Regions from separate parts of the Homo sapiens genome. Here regions 1 and 2 are each linked to region 3. Evidence: chromatin loops called from intact Hi-C (ENCODE). Cell type or tissue: PC-3. All regions are shown on one strand. Each heading gives the region's core, and the rest is flanking DNA. Links, peaks and the distances in the headings are about the cores only. Region 1 overlaps MGAT5 (alpha-1,6-mannosylglycoprotein 6-beta-N-acetylglucosaminyltransferase). Region 2 overlaps MGAT5 (alpha-1,6-mannosylglycoprotein 6-beta-N-acetylglucosaminyltransferase). Region 3 overlaps MGAT5 (alpha-1,6-mannosylglycoprotein 6-beta-N-acetylglucosaminyltransferase).

The links. Hi-C counts contacts between places; a loop is a spot of excess contacts. Peaks named below come from ENCODE experiments on the same cell type or tissue, not always from the same donor. Only the 100,000 strongest peaks of a DNase experiment are listed, where the experiment ranks them.
Region 1: it touches region 3 in a loop (2.6-fold over the local background); 4 of 110 quality-filtered maps call a loop at or near these places.
Region 2: it touches region 3 in a loop (2.1-fold over the local background); 6 of 110 quality-filtered maps call a loop at or near these places.

The regions. Positions count from the first base shown.
Region 1 is chr2:134,398,044-134,407,730 of GRCh38, forward strand. MGAT5 (alpha-1,6-mannosylglycoprotein 6-beta-N-acetylglucosaminyltransferase) reads left to right here. Exons shown (of 16, transcript NM_002410.5): 11 at 4,945-5,094. Among named protein-coding and RNA genes, the nearest start is that of MGAT5, 150 kb to the left of the region's middle. In PC-3, for the core only: no CTCF peak of the experiment used is centred there; a DNase peak (open chromatin) is centred at 8,478; H3K27ac peaks cover 1,608 bases.
Region 2 is chr2:134,294,167-134,303,553 of GRCh38, forward strand. The region is part of intron 2 of MGAT5 (alpha-1,6-mannosylglycoprotein 6-beta-N-acetylglucosaminyltransferase); the gene reads left to right. Among named protein-coding and RNA genes, the nearest start is that of MGAT5, 45 kb to the left of the region's middle. In PC-3, for the core only: no CTCF peak of the experiment used is centred there; no DNase peak of the experiment used is centred there.
Region 3 is chr2:134,358,780-134,361,963 of GRCh38, forward strand. The region is part of intron 9 of MGAT5 (alpha-1,6-mannosylglycoprotein 6-beta-N-acetylglucosaminyltransferase); the gene reads left to right. Among named protein-coding and RNA genes, the nearest start is that of MGAT5, 110 kb to the left of the region's middle. In PC-3, for the core only: no CTCF peak of the experiment used is centred there; DNase peaks (open chromatin) are centred at 792 and 1,202; H3K27ac peaks cover 1,333 bases.

The DNA.
Region 1 (9,687 bases), core at 7,181-9,680, 46 kb after region 3:
GAAAGAGGAGGAGCTGCCACAGGCTGAGTATCCCTTATCCAAAATTCTTGGGACCAGAAGTGTTTTTGATTTTGGATTTTTTCAGATTTGGAGATATTAGCAAATACTTAACTGGTTGAACATCCATATTCCCGAAAATCTGAAGTTGAAAATTCTCCAGTGCTCAGCATTTTGGATGACGTGAGCTGTGGACCGAGACCCTGCCACTGTCCTGTTAGGCCTTCTCTGTAGGACTTAAATTTTTCTCTGCCCTCCATGGAGTGGGACACACGCTTGCCTCTGCAGCCTGGTTTTGTCACCCTGGAGAGGGATTGACAGCACTTCCCAGGGAGGACTACTGCTGCCTAAGACTCACAGATGTTCACCCTGGAGGAGCCAACTTTGGGCTGAGCTGCAGAATTTTTTAATGACAGGTCATAAGGTGCTGCGTGAATGAGGGGAACTGACGTCCAGGAGAAATATGTGTGTCTGCAGTGGGGAGCAGGGGTGTTACTGGGGAGGATACTGCTATTCACCAAAGAACATTCCTATACCCTAATTCACCAGCTAAAAAGGAAGTTGGAGATCAAAGAGATATCCGCATCCCCATGTTTATTGCAGCACTATTTACAATAGCCAAGATACGGAATTAGCTTGAGTGTCCATCAGCGGATGAATGGATAAAGAAAATATGTACATAATGGAATACGATTCGGCCATTTAAAAAAATGGCAGTCTGTAGTTTGCAGCAATATGGATGGAGCTGGAGATCATTATGTTAAGTGAAATAAGCAAGTCACAGATGTCGAATGTTCTCACTCCTATGTAGGAGCTAAAAAGGTGGCCCTCATGGAGGTAGAAAGTAGAATGACAGATACCAGAGGCTGGGAAAAGGGGTAGGTGGGAATAAAGAGTAGTGAGTTAATGTGCAAACATAAAGGTGGATAGAAGGAATAAGTTCTAGTGTTCAATAGTAGACAAGGGTGACTATAGTTACCAACAGTATATTGTCTATTTCAGATTAGCTAGAAGAAAGGACTTGAAATGTTCCCAAAACAAAGAAATGATAAATGTTTGAGGTGATGGATACCCTAAATACCCTGATTTGATCATCACATGTAGTATCCATGTATTGAAATATCCCATATATCCCATAAACATGTACAATTATTATCAATTTAAAAATGTTGTAAAATAAGTTGGGGAAAGCTTCTGATTCTCTAGTTCTGCATTCTACCACTCCCCCCTGCTGTGGACTTACAGGAGTGTTGCGTAAATTGAATTGTTTTTCTAAAGCTTTCTCTCCAAGCTCTAAATATCTTATGACTGGTTCTGAACATGTACCTGCCTCCAGCTACAACCATAAACAGCTGAAGAGACACTGACAACACTGCTCATTGACTCCAGCATGCGCTCTCCTTCCCTTTGCATCTCCTCCCCTCAAATGAGCTTAGGTGGATTTAAGTTTTAATCAGTTAGATCAGTTGTTCTTAATGAGAATTTAAATTGAACTAGAGAATAAAAGCATTAGGGGGGTTGCTGGTTGCTCAGCTGGAACCTTTGGGCGACAGAGGTGGTTGCATGCTGTGATATGATACTCAGTGCAGGCCCTTTTTGACTGCATCTCCAGAGATCTGTTGGTGATAAAGTTTTTAGAGCAGATAATTTTCTTTGACCTTAGTCTCTTAAGTTGGAGAAGGAAAGCTTTCTAAGAAGTGATCTCGATCCAGTTCTTAGATCAGTGGGACATACAGGTCTATGGTGGTCACCTATGGTCACCTTCACCCTGGGCCTGGATGACCAAAGTAAGGGAAGGGAAGGGGGAGTGTATGCTGGAAAATGTCTCTTACCTCTAACGCCCTCCCCATTTTGAGCCTTCCCATGTGTAGGGGAAAGGCAGACAAAGACACCTTTAATTTTAAAAATCCTGAATATCCTGCATCTTAAACACAAAAGATAAGAGTGTCCATGAAGACAGAAGGGGATCCTTTGAGCCCCTTGATGGCAAGAACTGACCCTTCCATCCTGGAGAAGAGGAGACCAATTTGATATTATGGAGGCAGAATATACAGGACTGTGTGACTAATTCGACATGTGTGTCCATGGAGCTTGAAGGGGACAGAACCACAGGTGCAAAACTGGTGTAGGTACTTGGCTGGGAGTTTGGTATGAGAGGCTTCTGGGGCACCTTTACCTGGAATAGGCAGCGTGGTTCATCTGCACCAGGATTCTACTCAGAACTCTTACAAGTGGTAACAAGAGACCTGAGGTAGAAGTACCTAATTGTTACATCAATGTCAAAGGCTAAAGTTAGGCTTGAAACATTTTTTTTCCTCTAATCAGCTGTTGGGATTTTCACGTTTATGAAATTGGTAAATCCTTTCTGAAGGTAATCTCTAGTTTTGATTTTACCATGCCTAAAAGTTAGTAAGTTCATACACTTTATTAGTCTTTACATATACCTCTTTATATTTGCCTGAACTTGCCCCCTTGTTATACTTCAAGAAACCCCAGCCTTTTCTGGGATTTAATGGTAATACATATGTAATCTAGTACCTTGTTACTTTCCCAGGCATTTAGTCTGGGAACCCTAATCTTGAGTCTGTCTACAGTGGATATTTTTCTCCAGGACAGGAACCAAATGGGCCAGTTACTGGTCTACCCTGTAGCTCACCACAGACATAGCCTAGGGGCCTTTGGCCCATCTTCACTAGTTGGCAACTGGCTTTTTAGGCGAAATGCCTCCTTTTGCATAAAGGAGAGATGCCTGTCCCCACCTGCACCGCCCATCTCCTGCTTTAAGGCCAGCAAGATGTCCCGAGAGGCCTCCTTGTAGATGAGTGAAATCCACACAGGGAAACTCAAGTAAAAATATGGGGTGGGGTCTGGGAAGAGCTGTGTTTATTATAAGGATCCAGAGGGACCTGGGGAATTTAGGATAGGGAACCACTGTGGGTGGGATAAGAACCAGAGTGGCTCCAGGCCCTAGTTTTTTCTCCTCTGTCTCTCTGCTTTCTTTTCCCACTCTCTTCTCTCCCCTTCCTTCTCCTTATTCTTCTTCTACTCCTCTTTTTTTTTCTAGCTCTGTGTCATGCTTGCAGTGGTGATGTTTTGGTTGTAGTCATGCTCTTGGGTCCCTCTTATGACCGACTGTCTGCGTCTTCCCCTCTCCTTTAGCCTTTACTTGGTTCTTTTCCCAACCCACCCGCCAAAACTGGCAACCAGCTTCCTCAGAACTTGTTATCTGGCTCGTAATTGCCCAGACTCCAACGCTCAAATGACCTTTTTGCTCTAAAGCCAGTGGCCATCTGGCAGTAATCTCCCTGTATACAGGATTCTGAGTTCCCAAGAGAGCATCTGGTTGGCTCCCCTTGCCTTCCTGAGTCTGCTACATCATTCCTGGGCTGCTGGCCAGCCTAGGAGTGGGTCCCCTCAGGTCAGACACACCCTGGGCAGGTCAGCAGCCAGCAGTGGGCACAGGGTAACAGAGCCCCCTGCCTACTTAACAGGAGCTGTGGGTGGGGGCAGGAGTTACCAGATACATCTAGCACAAGAACCATATCCTAGAACCCTTCAAACTAACATATGCCAGGTAGGTGTAAGCTTCTGTACTAATTTAAAACTATACATTTCTAAGTTAATGAATTCAGCATCTTGCGGCCATACCAGACATGGCATGGAATTAAACTTTCAGTCCCACTGTTCATTTTATTCATACATTAGGGTGGCAAGGGTGGTCTTGCTCATTGCAAGCAAAGTCATCCTGGTTCATGAAATGAAGAATGTGGACTGTGCAGTTTTCCCAGTCATGAAGACTTTTGATACATCACTTGAAATGTTCCTCCTGAAGTTGAGGGTCCTTTGTAATATCACCAGGGCAGTGAATGGCAGAGACCAGATCATGAATCGCTTCATTTAGAGCCTGCCTCCGGGCTTCCCTGCACTCTGTGGCTGCTAATACCACACCCCTGTGTCCCTTGTGGTCTTAAGTCACAAAACCAGCTATTATTAGATTTGCCTGGAGTGTCTGAAAACAGGCTTAGAATGAGGAAACCTTGTCCCACTTTTATACAACTGGAAAACATTACAGAATTTGACTTTTTGAAAATTTCCCAAAAAAAGGAAAAGAAAAACCCACAAACCCCAGCTTGTACAGTTTAGTCACAGGGAAACACAGAGGTAAAAAAGGTGAACTTGCTTCCACTTCACAGGTGGTTTTGATTTAGAAAACGTGCCTCAAAATTCAGTGCCTACAAATACAAGAAAAGGGGTTTGGTTGTGCTTCTAATAGTATAAGTAAAATTACTCTTGAATGTTTCAGGGCTCATCAAAATTTACATTTATTCTCTTTTTTCTACTTTTATCTACCTGAGTATTCTCATTATCTCTCCAGCTGTGAGAAACTCTCATCTTCCCATGATCCCAAATTAGGTGGGATCCAGTTCTGACAACATGAGTTAATCATCACTAGAAACATTGGCAAGAGCTGGGGAATGTTTGTATTCCTCTGGGACAGCTTAGCATCTCTGGGTAAATGTTGCAGTCCAACTGACTGCCTTCCCCGGGCTGTCCTTCCCCAAACTTCCTCTCCTAGAGGTAGGAAGAGCCAAAATCAACTGTTAGGTCTGTGGTAATTTACAAAGCAAGGATGATATTTCAAAACAGTTGGCTATATAATGTATTTCCTCTTGCAAAATTATACAGTTGGTATTCAGTAATATGTTGCCATATAATGTATTTCTTCTTAAAAAATTATACAATGGCTATATGACTGTTTATGTCCACAAAGTCCAGCCAGATTACTTTTCAAAGAAATTTTAGCAGTTTGATTGCCAAATTCCTGTGATCTCCATATTAAGAACTCTCTGTCTGTGGCCTCTAGTCTTAGAAGTTCTAGTCCATGATACAGGTTGTTATGCAAATGAAAGAAAAAGAGAAATGTCTTGTGCTTGTTTTCTTCTTTAGAATAAGAAGATCTACTTGGACATTATTCACACATACATGGAAGTGCATGCAACTGTTTATGGCTCCAGCACAAAGAATATTCCCAGTTACGTGAAAAACCATGGTATCCTCAGTGGACGGGACCTGCAGTTCCTTCTTCGAGAAACCAAGGTAAAAATTCACCACGGATGTGGTGTTCAGGTTATTGCCATTGGCTGTGAAAATGGGATCAGAATATTTCATGCTTGTTTTTCAATGCTGCAATAAACTCTTGTGGCTATTTTGGGGCAGCAGTTTGCTAGACCAATGGCAGCTGAAAAGTAAGTGAATTGTGGAATGAGATTGCTACAGTTTTTTTCATTGATTTATTCAAAAATCGTATTTACTAAGGACCTACTCAGTGTTAGGTGTCAAGCAAGGGGCTAAGGATAAGGCTGCAAATGGAAAAGGTAAAGCCCTGCCTGGAAGGACAGACTTTCTAATAGAGCAGCAGCTTTCATAGTAAGCCAGGGGTGCTGAACTCTTCCCCCAACCCAATCATCACTGTTCAAGGAGTGGGTTTCCCAACCAGCTTTTCCTCATACCTCCTTGTTCACCAAGTACGCATTGGACAGTGAAGAAGTTCAGATGAGGGCAAAGTCCCTGTGGGCTCAGGAAGCAGAGCAAGCATCAGGAGAGATGCAAGAGATGAAAGATGGATGGAGTGTAGACACACCTGGCATGTGGGCCAGACAGGAGTTAGAGTCAGGTGGTGGAGGTGGAGGTGGCATATTCAGGAAAGAGCTAGAAGCCAACCCAGCTAGTCTAAGTGTTGAAAAATAGTGGAGGTAAAATTGGATGAGGGAATGTGAGGGTCTGATTGGCACAGATGGAGGCAGAGTTCACACCATGTGGTGGAGGTAGCCGGGCAAGCCCTTGAGGATCATTTTGCTCAGCAGTAGCATGATGACGTGTTGCTTTGACACTGTAGGGAAGTCCACCCAGTGGTCTGTGTTTTTTCTGTAATGGTGCCATGGAAGTACCAAATGAAGTTCGGGAACTTGTGAAGAAACCAGAGTTTGGCCTTGAAGGGTTGGCTGGCATTTCAGTGTATTAGATAAACTCCCTCAGGTTTATTAATAAGTTTTTATGAATTTCACAAATATTTATTGAGTAGCTGCAATGTGCTAGGCGTTGTACAAGGGATGCAAGTGTGAAGAAGGCACATGGATCTCTCTTGTGGTATGTCCTAAGCACAAGGAAGCTTATTTTCAGTAGTGGATTTCTCAGCTCTCATCTCTGGCTCGCTTTGTTTTCATGTTCAAGGTAGGGGAGAGAGGTTGAGCAGGTGGACTTCTAGGGCATAATCTCAGTTGTCCAATCATTATGTGATACTTCATTTATAAAAAGTGTATTCACATATGCTATCCTCTTTGATTCTCACAACAGCATTAAGAGGTAGATAGAGCAGGTATTATTGTTAACTTTATTTTGAACATGAGGAAATAGGCTACAGAGTTTGGCTTGCCCACAGTAAACTGGGGTCAAGTCCTGGAGGTGGCCCTAACTCATGATTTTTTTAATTGCACATTAAAGCTCTGCTAGCCCCTTGATGTACTATCGTCATAAACACTCAAACTTAAGAACTCTTAGTGGACACCCACTAGCCAAAAGAATGTATATCTCCTCTTTGCCTCAGTTTCTCCATCTGTAAATGCATTTGATCCTATCTACGTCCAAGGCATTTGTATGATGCCACAAATAAAATGATTTGACAATTTCTTTAGCTTATTGGCCAAAGACCTGGTTTGTTTTAAGATTTTATTTCCTTCCAAGGTCATCTGTAGTCTGATGACTGTTTTTTGTTATCCAGGAGTGAAGTGTGTTCTCTAGTTTTCACTATTTGCTTTCTATCACCTTCTGTCTTAGGCTGACATTTCAGAATCATCAGAATGTCTGGGCCCTTTAATGGCAGTGCTGTTTTTGCCATTTGCCTCATTTTACTTTTCTCCACATCAGATTGTGGAAAGAGCTCAAGCTCCTTTAAAAAACACTTGGCAGAGCTGGTTTTCAGCAGTGTGTCATTACTGTCTCACACACTTTTATTAACCCAACCTCATGAATGTCTCTCTCAGCTTCGCAAATTTTGAAAGAACCCTTACTTACCTACCATCCATTACCCTGTCAGAGATTAGGAAATAGGCCAAAACGGAGATCGCTGATGTCCAGGGGAGGACAGGAAAAGAGGCAGGGAAGGCCCAGGCCAAGATGTCCAAGTTTGTCTAATGAGCAAGGATTGCAGCCTGAGTTAAAGAGCACGAGGGGTGTATGTTCATCCTTGAAAAACTGGGACCCGTGTAGAGGATGTCACTGATCCCATTACCTATTGCCTGCTCCTTGAGTAGAGTATATTAAAATACTCTGAGTGGAATCATGGCTCAGACATTTGGCAAATGTGACAAGGATGGGGCAGCGTATTGCTGAGACTCCCCTCACACCTGGCACACAGCTACAGGCTCCAAAATGAATGAACCTTTGGCTTTGAAATAATGACATGAAAGACCAGTCAGGCTTCGCATCTATAACCCTTTCTGTCTCTGACTCCTTTCTCTCTGTCTATGAGCAATTTAAAAGCGATTTATTCTAATCCACATTGGAAATGGGGAACTGGAGCAGCCGAGAAGCAGATGTCTGCAGCATGAATGGGATTCACACACTTCTTGGACTCCTTACTGGCAAGAGAAGCAGGGCTGACCTCCTCAAGAGAGTTAGAGACATAGAGAGATGATTGATGCTTGATCAGCTTCTGACTCATTATTTTTCTTTACAAGCCATCTTTGAATCTCTGCACCAATCTTAGGAAACCCTCTGCTCAGCAGAATTTTGTCCAGGCATGCCATTAGGGGTGCAGGCGTCATTAGTAGCCTCTTGCTTCAGGGAACCTGTGAAGATGGAAGGAATTCAATGTAACACTAATACTGGGGCTAAAAGAGCCAGGAAGTTGTTGGAATCTAGCAGATCCTTCTAATTGGGGTATAAACTTGGATGAATGAATTATTTATCACAGGACCACAGCCGAGTCATTCAGTCCAGCAAACCCCAGGAGTGCAGTTTAAGCCAGCAAATCAGGACTCACTAGGGTGGCATGTTTTTATTTTTGGTTTAAATCTCCATCTCTTTTAAAGTGGCTTCTTTCTTCATCTTCCTGGATTTAACCTCTTCATGTCCACCTCCCTCAGTCTTCCCTGTTTCATATATGATACTGAATAGTGCATTTGCATCTGCAACTCACTGAGTGCTTTGTGAGCTGGACCAGTACCGTCCTTTCTACAGTTGAAAACAAATTCTGGTTGTGGGGAAGAAAACAGGCAAAGCTGTGGCTTCTGCACATACTGTCGCTGTACCCCTTCTGTACCCAGACCTCCATTCATTCACCTCTCCAAGACTTGGCTGGGTCATGACGGCACTGTTTCCCCATCATGTCAGCTTATCAGCTTACCTGTGGGACTCACCTAGGAACATGGGCAGGCCTGGCAAATATGCAGTGCTCCCTCTGACTCATCTTATCCTCATGACTGACTGTGCCACCCTGCCCCCCACCAACTATGTCTCTTCTTACTGAGCTTGGATGTGCTCACAAAACCTGTCTAAGGCAGGTGCGGTGCAGTAGCTCACATCTGTAATCTTAGCACTTTGGGAGAGGCTGAGTCGGGCAAATTGCTTGAGCCGAGGAGTTCAAGACCAGCCTGGGCAACATGGCAAAACCCCATTTCTACAAAAAATACCAAAAAAAAAAAAAAATAGCTGTGCGTGGTGGCATTTACCTGCAGTTCTAGATTTTCAGGAAGCTGAAATGGGAGGGTCACTTGAGTCCAGAAGGCTGAGGTTGTGGTGAGCTGAGGACACCTGCACTCCAGCCTGAGTGACAGAGGGAGACCCTGTCTTTAAAAAAGGCTGTCTGAAATACCCAGGGCTTGAGGCAGCAGACTCTCCTGCAGCTGCATGAGGGCAGAGGGCCTTTGCTTGTTCTATCCACAGGTGCATCCACAGTGCCTGGCTTCTAAAAGGCATTTAGATGATTGTATAAAGAATGAAAGAAGGAGTCAAAATGAAACACATTGACCATCTGGGATCTCTGAGATTTCTTCCTGTTCTCGTATACCCTGCGCCTAGATCTCTTAGATCTCACCAGCTAGGGACACTACCCTTCTGATACCCCGTTCCTGCCTGTCTGTAATGTTGCCTACATCTCCAGGCCCTGTGAGTGATAGCCCAAGAGCTTGCTTCCTTAGGAGGAGCAGTCCTTCTTCTGTTTCTATTACAGATACTGGTTCCCATTTGCCCTCAGGCAGCCAATTGAAGCAGGTTTCATCCTAGTGAGCATACTTCAAGTCATTCCCATGCCATCTAGATGGGGAAAAAATTGTACGAACACATCCATGCCTCCTTCCCTCCCCCTTATCTACACATGTATATAGACTGAAGAGTGTACAGAGGTATGAGTCAGTAACCTGTCTGACTTTCAGAGCAAAAGTGCATCCCTACACTCAAATAAATACAACACGTTCAACTTCTGTGCACAGAGACACTTGATTGCTGGAAAGATCCAGTCTCATAGTATTTATTCTTTTACTGTTTCATCCAGCAAGTAAGTATAATATTAAGTACTAGATATATTCTAGGCCTTAGTCTAGCCATTCTAGAGACAGTGATGACTCAAGCAGTTTTGCCCACAAGGAGCATACAGGTATGCTGGAGGAGGAAAGCAGGTAACTGTAACAATGT
Region 2 (9,387 bases), core at 6,888-9,387, 58 kb before region 3:
TGCACTGTTTTAGGCATCATCAGGTAAATAAGGCATCCATTGTTCTCTGCGGTTTAGCCCCATAGACCTGTTAAGTCATGGGAAGATCTCTGCACTGGCAGTAAAGTAACTTTTTGTTTTCAGTGTTTTTATTTTTATTTTCATGTTTCCAAGTCTTAATATAAGGTCTTAACGTAGGGGCTTTTTGGAGCTGCTGGGTGATTTTGCCTCACAAACCACTAAGACTAAGTATTCGGGGTATGATGTTCATATTTCTGAGACAAATTTAGAAATACATACAGTCTAACCAAGGATTTTTGTTCCAGGTATATACCACTGCAGGTCAAGTTCTGTGTAAGGGGATTTGTAGTTGTGAATGCCAAGGGCTTGGTTTTATAGAAGGTAGGTGTAAAAAATAGAGGTTCCTCTTCAAAGACTTTCCTCCCCGTCTAATTAAGAATAAATAGTAACTTCTCTTAGAAGCAAAATTTATTCAAAGACCTGTGCTAACATTCTTAAATATCTGCTAGCCGTAATAAAGAAATCAATGTACTTTATGTTCTTAGCTCCCACAATTTAGCCTAAATATTTGCTTATAAGTATGTTTATACTGGTCCAAGCAAGCATTAGGTCATAGTCTGTTCCTCTTCCTTATTTAAATGTGTTTTTACCTTTCTCAGCATTTCACAAGTTACTTCCTCTTTCCTTTGTTCTCCTCTGCCTTTGCCTCTTTTAAAATGTTCTAAGTTGCTAGCCAATCAGGACAAATACAGAATGTGAGGTCCTGTTCCAGCCAATGGAAACTGGACACAGCAGTAAGGTGGACGCGTCAACTTATAAATGACCCTGCCTCCTTTGTTCGGTGTACTATCGTGGCAAAACTGCTGGCAAGTGTACCCTTTCTGTAGAAAGTAAAAATGGCCTTGCTAAGGAAATTAAATTTATGTTCAAGTGCTATTTCTTTATTGCACCGAGGAACAAGCATTTCTAACAGTAGGTTTTAGTATATAGTTTAGATGTTCCTTATGTTGATTGACATTTGATGGCTCTTCAGTGGTTCGAAGATGCCAGAAAAGAACAATGAGAATGGCCAGAAAAATCTAGAAACTATGGTGAAAGTACTTACAAGTTGAATATAGCCATAATAGAACTGGATTGTGCTAGAAGTGACTAAGGTTGGCAGTGGAATTGGGAGCTTAGTAGGCCCAATCAACTGTGTGGCTTTCTTCACTTAGGCAGGGAAAATGTGGTATCTTAGGATCCTCTTGCAGTAATTTCCAAACATAAGAGCTGCGAAATAAGTTATAATTGGAAAAAAATCTTCAATGATGTTGAAAATATTTTTCCCTCTGGATTAGCCTTCTCTTTTATTCTCAGTCATAATTTTAGTAGGGAGTTTTGTTGTCACTTTAAGGGTATTCATTCCATTTCGACTTGTCACCCAGATTCTCTTCGAGGATGACAAGAACAGCCAGTAGTGGCTGGCTTGTGGCTCTTCTGTGCTGTTGCTGGCTGCAGCCAAACAGGAAAGGGCTGTTCGGAGTTTCTATTGGAACCATCAGGAATACTGTTTGGTCAGCTTTGCTACCTGACAGGAATGGTTTTGGGAAGCTTGAATTATACCAAGTTGCAGTCTGTTTCAGTTCAGCCTCTTGCCTTAATATAACAGATACTCCCCTGTCTTAATCTAAACAGTGCTTAAGGGTGGGGAGATGGGTTCGGTGGATTTACAGCATTCCTTCTGAACCCTAAGAATCTGTGGTTTTATTATTTGTAGTGCAACCCAAAAATAACTACAATTTTTATTTGGGAGGTGGAAATTAGAGGTAAAATTCTTTGGAAGGGAAGAGGATTTCATCTAGGAGTGTTTGGCAGCCTCATGCAAACATGTTTGTTCTTATTTGAATTTTGACTCTTGAAATACTGTGATCTTGGCGGTTTAGGCCAAGAGGTGGGGTAAAGAGGAGGATGGGAAACAGACTAAACTCATGGAATTTCATGTAGCTGGGTAGGCCAAGTCGACTCTAGTTTAGTTACCATGTTTTCTTTGTGGCTGTGTCAGAGAATTGGGGATGGACACATGGAATTTAAAAAATAACACACAATTTTAAAAGTTATTACCACCATATAAAACTAGCTGGACCTGGGAGTCAGTTTCTGGAATTTATGGGCATTAAAGAAATGCCGAATATTAAATTACTTGGTTTGGTATCGAGGGAGTGGCTGCCTGGCTCTTAACAGTTTTTGTGAATTTCCTGTTCTTTTTATCCTTGGCTTCAAGTTTTTATTGATGGAAGGTTAAATATTCTTTTTTTTTCCTTTGTAGCATATGACTAAACCTATGGTTCTTTTGCTTCCTCTTTTTTTCCCCTTGTCTTGTTTTTCCCTTTCACCCCAGGAATTAATTATAGTACTTGAAAGAAAACCACTTTCCTTAGTCTTATAAAGTACATAAGAGACAGTAAAAAATAGAAAATCTTTTTATACAACTGACCTTGTTTCTGCAGACATTGTAATCTATTCCACTTAACCTCTCTTTCTTCTGTTATTTTACTTTGTTAAGATAGACTTGACATTTGATTAGGAAAAAAAATATGCATTCAAATGTTATGAGATATAGAATCCAAAAAAGGGAAGATTGCAGAAATTTAAAATAAATGTAAAAGATTACAAGGTAATACAATGAATAAGTTCATACTATGAAATGACACAACTTTGATGACATGGAAAAATTCCTAGACACAATCTGTACTGACTCAAAATCATCTGAAGGTGGGGTGGAGTGGCTCATACCTGTAATTCTAGCACTTTGGGAGGCAGAGGCGGGAGGAGTGCTTGAAACCAAGAGTTTAAGATCAGCCTGGGCAACACAGTGAGACCCCATTATCTACAAAAAATAAAATTAGCTGGGTGTGGTGACACACACTTGTGGTCCTAGCTACTTGGGAGGCTGAGGTGGGAGAATCACTTGAGCCCAGGAGATTAAGATTGCAGTGAGCCTTGATTGTGCCCCTACAGTCCAGCTTGGGCAACAGACTGAGACCTGGTCTCAAAAAAAAAAAAAAAAAAAAATCATCTGAATAGCTCAATAACAAAGAATTTGAACTAATAATTAGAACTTTTCCTACAAAGAAAAACCCATGCTCAGATGGCTTCACTGGTGAATTCTTTTAGGTATGTTAAGAGGAAATGACACTGATTCTTCACAGATTCTTCCATGAAATATAGAAGGAGGGAATACCTTGCAATTCATTCTGCCAGTAACACCCTGTTACCAAAGCTAGACAAAGACATCACAAGTGAACAACAGACCATGAACTCCTATAAACACTGACACAAATTCTTAAAATATTAGAACCCCAAATTTGGCAACATATGAAAAGGGTTATATATAATGAACAATTGGAATTTATTCTAGAAACACAAGGTTGGTTTAACATTCAGAAATCTATTAATATAATACTCCATAATAGAACAAAGGTCAGAAATCATGTTACCTTAATATAAGCAGAAAAGCATTTGAGAAAATCTGATTCATGAAAGCAATTCTCAACAAACTAGGAAAAACATACAGGTTAACATCATACTTACTAGAAAAGAACTGTTTAATTTTTTTTTTCTCCTAAGATTAGGAAAATGGCAAGGCTGTTCACTCTTGCCACTTCTATTCAATAATATATTTGTTAACTGTTGAAGTTAAGTGATGGGTAGAAGGGATTTGTTGTATCATTCTCTGTATCCTTGTGTATGTTTCAAATTTTTTTCTGATAAAAATTGAGGAAAACAAATATAGGTTAAAAAAATAAGTCTACTAGATCCTTAAGTTTTGTTCTGTTTTCTGTTTAGCTAAATTGAGGTTCTAAAACCAGTTATTTTCTTTTAGAGTATGAACGTGTATTTCTTTGGGTTAATGTTGAATTATTTGTATAAATAATAGAGAAAAATATTATCTCTGTATTATTATTTTTGAAACAGGATCTCACTCTGTCTCCCAGGCTGGAGTGCAATAGCGTACTCTTGGCTCACTGCCACCTCCGCCTCCTGGGTTCAAGCAATTCTCCTACCTCAGCCTCCCAAGTAGCTGAGATTACAGACATATGCTACCATACCTGGCTCATTTTTTTGTATTTTTTGTAGAGACGATGTTTCACCATGTTGGCCAGGCTCGTCTTGAACTCCCGACCTCAAGTGATCTACCTGCCTCGGCCTCCCAAAGTACTGGGATTACAAGCGTGAGCCACCATGCCTGGCCTATCTCTGTATTATTTATCACCAAATAAAAATTATGGTGTTTATAAAAAATGTAGAGTTAGAACACTATTTCTTTTCATAATAAGTTATGTCACTTATATTTTTTCCACTCCTAAGAATGATCAGCAAATCAGAGGAGCTGTTAGGGCAGTTAGACACCATGCGGATCATATTCTGTTGTAACAAATCCTTGTTTATCATAATTCAACATCAACTAAATATAGTTGTGAATTTCCAGATGTTGGAAGGTGTTTTCAATAAATTTGGTACTGCAGATGGTTTGGGTGGTCTCCTGGAGTCTCTTTTGATTAGATGTGATCAGAAGTATACTTGAGAGCTTAGTCTAGGATAGGAATTGGAGAAGAGGTAGTTCATAATGGTGATGGTTGAGTGTGTTTATGTAGGCAGGAACCATGGGTTGGGATTGGGGCTGGTTGAGTGTTCTGTATGAAAGACGATTCCAGGCAGGAAGCATGAAAGCAATTTAAGACTGTACCTTCCCTCTGAATGAAAAAGTCAAAAGAAGAATGGAAGAAGAAGGAAGTCACATTTAGAAGATAAGAATTCTTCTGCTTTCTTGTGAAAGTTAGTGTCCCATTTGAGAATAATATTCTTACCTAGATCTTCCCAATTGTACTTTTCCTTCTTGCCCAAAAACACTTGCCCATCGTTTCTTCTTCTTCCCTAGAATTTATATCTTTCCAAGCGTCAATACCACTATCATCATCTGTAGTCCACAAAATCTCTGTCAATTCTGTGAGCCAGTGTTATTCTGGAGCATACAAAAGCAGACTGACACATGGCCACTGACTTTGTGGAAGTTGGTCTCACTGGCTTTGCAGTCTTTGTAGGTATGTGCATTTCTGCACACAAACAAATTCCAATTAGAGGATGGTCAAAGCCAACACCAGATTTTTAGTTTTAGATTGTTCAGTATAGACTAAAAATTTTATAGGTGTTCACAGGCACCCTGGAAGTACCTGTGCGAGCTGGAGTACTCTTGTGAAGTTTCACAGATAGAGGAGAGCTTGAGCTAGGCCTGCAGGTAAGGTAGGGTTTGGAATGCTAATTGCAACCTTCATCAAGTTGAATAAATTGAAGTGAGATTTGTATTTAAGGTTTTGTAGCTTTTTTGTTTTTTAAAATGCAGTGTGTCTGAATCAGGATCTTCTTTATTTCAGCAAGATGAACTACAAGTGTTGGTAAAGGTAGTTAAAATCCCCTCTTCTGATTTCATAGTGGTAGAGCCCAAACCCAGTATCTAATATTTATCCCCTGTCCCCTCTTTTATTCCTCATGAATTTTTTCAGATTGGATGTGTACAGACTCCATTCAAAAATTTTAAAAAGTTCCCATTTCAAAGCTGGTTTCCTTTAATCCCATAGTCCATGTCCAAAGGCCTCTTGTTGCAGTTCTCTCTTCCTGTAGCAAACACCCACCCTTGGATCTTCCCTGGAACACACAAACCTTGCTGCTGCTTAAGAAATTCCTCCCTGGCTTTCCAGTTGACTTGCACTCACCTTGAATATAACTCTCTGAATACCTGTAAGCTCATATCATGAAATTTTGTCATATCATTATAGAAAGCTTTAGTGATTACTCTTTGATCTGCAGCCCTGTTGCAGAGGTTGCTGTTATATTCATTTCTATGTTCTAGTGAGCAGAACAGAAGTAAAGTGAAGATTAATTCCTTACACTGTTGGTTGTTCAGTATAACTTTTGCAAGAAGCAACCATTCTCTGACCCTTGGGTTTATTAGCACTGCATGATGCTGGAAAATAATAAATTCCTGATTACCTTTCAGATTTCCCTCATTTAGACCATCTTCTCTTTTCAGTACTTACACTGGCACTTACTGTGTAAGACAGAGCCAGGTCCTGCAGATAGGCTGAAAAATCAAGATGGCATGTTGTAAATCTGAAGTCGGGTGATTTCTGTCGAAGCCTACAGACAGGATTAGGAATGAAATCACAGCCTGCCTTCTGCTGAATGTCTTGAGGGTGAATTATTTCCTAGTACTAGTGACTCTTTCTGCACATGTGCGGTTAACCTTAATGGAGTAAAGGCTGTTTTTTAAACCTCTCTTCAGCTTTGGGCCCAACACTATACACAATTAACTAGTTCACTGCAAATAGGAGACACCTAAATGCACTCAGTGACAGAGAAGAACACTTTACCAACAGTTTGTACTTAAGTCCAAGATTACAATTTCCAAGATGAAGATTAAACTTTAGTTTTATGCACTTTTGTAACCAAACTAAAGAGATGGACCCTTTAGCACTGCCAGCCCACAATGAAATGTAATATTGGAAGTCACTGAAGGTGTTATTTGAGGTGCTTTAGGTTGCATGTGAGCTTGTTGTAGAGTAAGTTCCAGTGAAGGTCGTTGGCAAAGGGTTAGTTGTTAAAGATTAGCAAAGGAAAATTGTCCTTCATCTGTGTGCTTAAGTCACAGAGAAAGCACACATTTAAGCAACTTAGCTTAATTTTCATACCCTGCACAGCCCAGTTCTTAAGTATACAACCTGATGAGTTTTAATAAATGTATATATCTATAAAATCACCACAGGCAAGATAAGGAACATATTCATCACCCCAGAATGTTCCCCCATGCCTCTTTCCATTCAGTCTGCATCCCCCATAGGCACTCTCTACTCTGATTTCAATCACCATAGGTTAATTTTGCCTGTTCTTGAGCATCATCAAAATGAAATCTTACAGTATGAACATTTTTGCAGAGTCCGGCCTCTTTTTCTCAGCATAGCGTTTTCAAGATTGATCCATGGTGCTGCATATGTCAATAGTTTATTCTTTTTAAAAAATCGCAGAGCAGTACTTTGTTGTATGAACATACCATAATTGGTTTATCTGTTTTCCTGATAATGAGCATGTGAGTCATTTCCAGTTGTGAGCTGTTATGAATAATGCTGCTAGAGACACATGAGCCTGTCTTTTTTTCTAAGTAGTAGATTCTATTGCTCTGAAGTTACTCATAACATTCTTTTATTATTCTTTTAACATCTATAGGAATTATAGTGATATCCCTCTTTCATTCTTAATATTACTCATTTATGTTTTCTTTTTCTTGATCCCTCTTGCCAGAGGTTTATAAATCTTATTCATCTTTTTAAAGAACCTACTTTTTTTTGGTTAATTTTTCTCTGTTTAGGATTAAATCAGAGAGGCAGAACTGCCAAGAGAGGCGTGTGTCTATTAAGGGATTTGTCAAAGGGGTTTGACCTTACACAGCTCTGGAAGCTGGTTTAACATTTTCTGTAACGCTGTTGCTTTTATGTCTGATGATGGAGTTGGCATCCACAGGGCAGGCAGCTAGGAAGGGAAGATAAACGGTAACTGGAGGAGAATAAGGACGTGCTGGAACACATGAGTATGAGCTGGAGCTCATAATTACAAAGCAACACTCATGTCAGTTCGCTTTTGGTTTTGGCTTGATTTTGCCTCCAGCCTTGGAGTATGGATATTCCTGCACAAGCTGGGACCCTTTGTCTCAAAATGAAAGAGACCTGGGGGATGCAAGTCTTCACTATTCCACTTCCTAGATACCAAAAAAATTCTTAAATAGTAAGACCAAAGAACTGTATAGGGTAGGGGTTGACAAACTTCTTATGTAAAGCCGGACTTTTTATGTCAGCCAAGTATTAAATATTTTTAGCTTTGCAAACCGTATGGTCTGTGATCTGTTGCAGTGATTTAACTCTGTCATTGTACTACAAGAGCAACACTGGACAATATGTAAATGATTGGCTTGGGCATATTCCAATAAGACTTTATTTACAAAAACAGGCAGTGGGCCAGATTTGGCTTAAGGGCTTTAGTTTGCCATCCCTTGTTACAGAGATTGTAATATATTTTCTTATCACGGTATAGTTAGAGTTAATATTATACATTTCATGTTTAATGCATATTGATTCACCATCCTTTGTACTATTGTTGTTCAATGTCTTACATCTATAAAGGCCTTAAATCTCACTATGCCCTAATATGATTTTTATATTTAGCAGTCAATTGTCTGATAAAGAAATGAAGAGAAGGAAAACACTATAGTGTTTTATATTTAGCCCCATATTAATATTTCTGATTCTCTTAATCCCTTCTGTAGTTCCAAGTTACCATCTAATGTCCTTTCCCTTTCAACCTAGAGCTTCTTTTATTATTTCTTGCCATACAGGTCTGCTGGGGGTGAAATCTTTATTCATTTATCTTAAAAAGGCTTTTTTTGGTAGGGGCTGGCATTTTTCAAAGACATAAATATAGAATTCTGAGCTGACAGTAAGTTTTCTCTCAGCATTTAAGAAATGCTGTGTGTGTGTGTGTGTGTGTGTGTGTGTGTGTGTGTGTGTGTGTGTGTGTGTGTTTTCCAGCCTCCTTCTTCTGACGAGATGTCAGGTGACATTGCCATCTTTGTTCCCTTTTATGTAATGTGTCTTGTTTTTCTCTGTCTGCTTTCAACATTTTCTCTTTCTCATTTGCTTTTAGCAGTTTGATTATAATAAATGTGATTGTCTTTATCTTGTGGTTCACTGAATTGCTGGATCTGAAGTTAATGTTCCTCAACATATTTGGGAAGTTGTCAGCCATTATTTCTTCGAATATTTTTTGTCTCTTTTCTCTTTTCTACCTCTGGGCATCCGTTTACACAAAGGTTCGCCTACATGATGTTCTCCACAGGTCATGGAGACTCTATGTGTTTTATTTGTCTTAGTCTTGAATGTCTCTGTTTTTAGGTTAAGTAATTTCCTTTTTTGTTTTTCAAATTTACTGATCTTTTATTCACTGATGACCGTTTTTCCTTTGTCTTTAATCTTATTTATAATAACCGCTTTAAATTCTTTGTTAGTTCTCCAACAGTTGCGTCATCTTGTTTTTGTTGACTGTTTTTCTTGCCTTGTTCACGTTTTCCTGTTTCTCCACATGTTTAATAATTCTTTATTATGTATTGGACATGACAAGGATATGCTATAGAGTGTCTGGGTTCGGTAAACTTCCTCTGAAGAGTACTGATTTTTTTTCTAGTAGGCAGTTAAATTACTGACTTACTGCCTTGAACTTAAGAAGACTTGCTTTTATGATTTGTTAGGGTGTGTCTGTTTCCATTTTTTTCCCTAGTCTTGGACCATCTGAAGTCCTGGGCCTGAT
Region 3 (3,184 bases), core at 125-2,624:
ATAGTGTATGCTTCATTTATTAAGTAGCTGGTAAGCTCCTTGAGGGCAGAAACTCATCTTTATATTGTAGTTTGTCAATACTTATCATATAAGCTGGTTTGTAGAAATGCTCCAAAACATTTGTCATTGAGTGAATTATTCAAGCTAAGCTAATAGTATTTCTTAGAAGTAGTTATCATCATACTCTGCTCAGGGACCACATCAAGCTGATTTGTAATCATTTGTAAATAGGTGCTTCCAAAGTGCTTAAAATAGTGTTTCTCTTAATAAGAGACATTTTGTTCTAAATTGTCTTAAAATCATTGCTAATGTTTGGCAAATCTCCTGCAGTTTTTTAGCATGTGAAAAAATCTGTGTGGTCCCACATACATATGGCACAAGATACTCAAGAAACTGAGGTGACATTGCGTATGTATTCTAGATCACTCTTGTGTATTTTGCTCTACCTTAGAACATTATTTTCCTCTGAAGCATGGTTTACCACTGCTGTTCACAGGGTCCAGAAAATTATTTGGACTATGAGGCTGTGTATTAGAGTGACTTAAGGAGCTGATGCCCTGAAAGCAGCCAATCTGGCTCTGAATCCCAGTGTTGCCATTTCCTAGCATGTAGACTTGGGTAGTTAAACCAAAACTCTGTTTTCTTATCTGTACAAACATGTTACACGGTTATGAGGTTAAAATGGAAGAGTCACTATAATGCGCTTAGCACAGAACTTGGCATGTAGTCAGAACTCAAAATACCAGCCATCCTTTTTAAAAATCACATTTGTTTATCTTCTGGGATGGAGGGATTACTAAAAGTACAGGATTTCCTGCATCCCGTTTATGATGAGATTTGTTTGATTTACCTTAAAATGTAAATACCTTCTCTTTGAAACCCTCCCAACACAATGAAAGTCTCTGTTCCCTTCCTAAGGCAGAGCAAAAAAGAAAGGTTGGCCTGAAGTTTGAACTCAATGAAATGAACATTTCAGATAACATCCTCCTGGACTTGTGGCTTTTGATTTATTATAAGCACCATTAAGAACACTTGTGATAAGACCAGGGCGCTCTCGGCAGATGTTACCGGGTGGGCTCCAGCTGGTGTTCAGATCCTTGGAAGCAAGCCACACTGGGCCGGTAGTTACTTCAGAATCACCTGCTGGGGCGAGTCATGGCTGAGCAAACCCTTATGTGGTCAAGGTTTAGTGTCCTGTGGCAAGTTTAGAGTCACCTGGGAGGCGAAGGCATGTAGAGGTCAGACCAGTGCTCAGGCCTTGGCTCATTAAACGTGGTGATACTGTTTGTAAATCTTAAGTCTCACCTGAGGTCCTTGAAACCACACTTGCAGGTTGTTGATCCCTAAGTTAACATTTCACAAGGTGAGACAGGAGTTAAAGTATTTGGATGAAAACGTAGAAGAGAGCTTAGATGTGAAATTCATAGTGTCAGAGTTAATTGAGTACCAAATTATAGTCATAGCAGCAAAAGCCCACCATTCCTCACAAGTTTTTCTGATATTTGCTTCTCCCTCTCACCAGTCAAGCTAGAAGCTAGGAGAATCTTTCACACAAAAATATGTTACATATATGTATTTTTTCATTTGGGGGGCTGAATCATTTTATTTTTTACTATATATTAGTATATTATAACATGAAATAAAACCCATTGTTTCACTTGCTGGATTATTTTTTAAGTGCCTACCTAGGGACTAAATAACTACATTTCAGAAGCAAGTATTTCAAAGCATCGTGCTTTAATCACCATGTAAATTTTCTGAAAATAAAAAAAATTTAAAAACACCTGATCCTGAAGTATAGTGTCAGGTTTGAGTTCAAAACTTTTAGAATTAACAAAAAATTTTAGAAATATTTTAAGCTGCATAATAACACTGAGAATGCACACAGGTTTTGTTCCTCTCCCCGCTAATCCTTGAAAATTCCCTATGCCCTCAGCTTCTCAAAAGGGGGGAGAAAAGCAACTATCGCCTCTTGTTGGCAGGAGAATTTATTCAGTAATTTACTTTCCAGCCAACTGCAGCCATTGCCATTGCCTCTGGGCACTGGTTCAAAAACGCAGAAATGAAATAACAGATTGGCCAGACTGAACACAACTCCCCAGCCACAACCCTGTTATCTCCTCATTCTGTCACCCCCATCAGGCAAAAGCCTGGGAAACGGAGGGTGACAACACAGTTTTTACATGGCTCGTGCATTTCCACAGCTCAGGGCTTCCTGCCACTGTCCCTTCTTCATTGTGTTCCCCTGCGTGCATGGCGGGCGACATTGGAGGCTGGGCATCGGAGTCCTAGGCCTGTGCTGCAGGCTGGCCTTTGCCCATCTGTCTGTCTGAAAGGATTTCTACGCTGCTACAAGCATGGGAAATGGCTCCTCAGTCCTAGCACAACCAGAACAAGATGAAGGGACCAGCTTCCTCTGTTTGTTGACCACCTATCTGTGAATGGATGTGGTGGACTTTTCAGAATCTTGTGTATATCTCAATCACCAGGAGGAATTTGGTTTCATGTTATTTATAGCTGTTCTATTCAGGTCAGAGCCAAGCAGAGCAGTTGCTTCATTTAATATCAGCCACACATGGGCTCTGCAGGCTCATCTCCTGAAAAACGGAGATTTCTCTTGACAGAATGAAGGTAGAGGAGAGGAGCATCTCTGTTTAATCTAGAGAGAATTATTTTCTGATTGTCACTTGCTGGTGAAATGCCTTTTAAAATTATAGGCACAAGATGCGGATGTTTGGAGAGGGTGTGGGGTTGCTGTCCCCCTTGGTCAAGCGTTAGAGAAGTTACAGAACCCAAATGAGAGAAATCCAAAATTTTCTCTTCCAGAATAGCCTACTCTGTAGACAGTATTCCTTTGCAGTGGTTGGATTTTTTTGAGTGGTTTGTGCCCCAGCAGGCTTTACCTTTTATTCTGTCTTCATTCCATGCACCTGTTCAATATAGACCCATAATTACATCTTTTATGAGTGAGTAATTCTTAGAGGAGATGAAAGGTTCTGAGGATTATTCATCACTTTGTCCCTCAACCTCCTGTTATGTAGCTGGGTGAAAAACACAGCTGGAGTCAGATTCAGTTATGTGGGGACTCTGCGCCTATTCAGAACTCCCAGTCAGCCCTGCCCCCTACAGATTTCTGGCCAGTAGGTGGTGAAACCTGGGTGAAAGCATTTCTGCTGGGAAATGG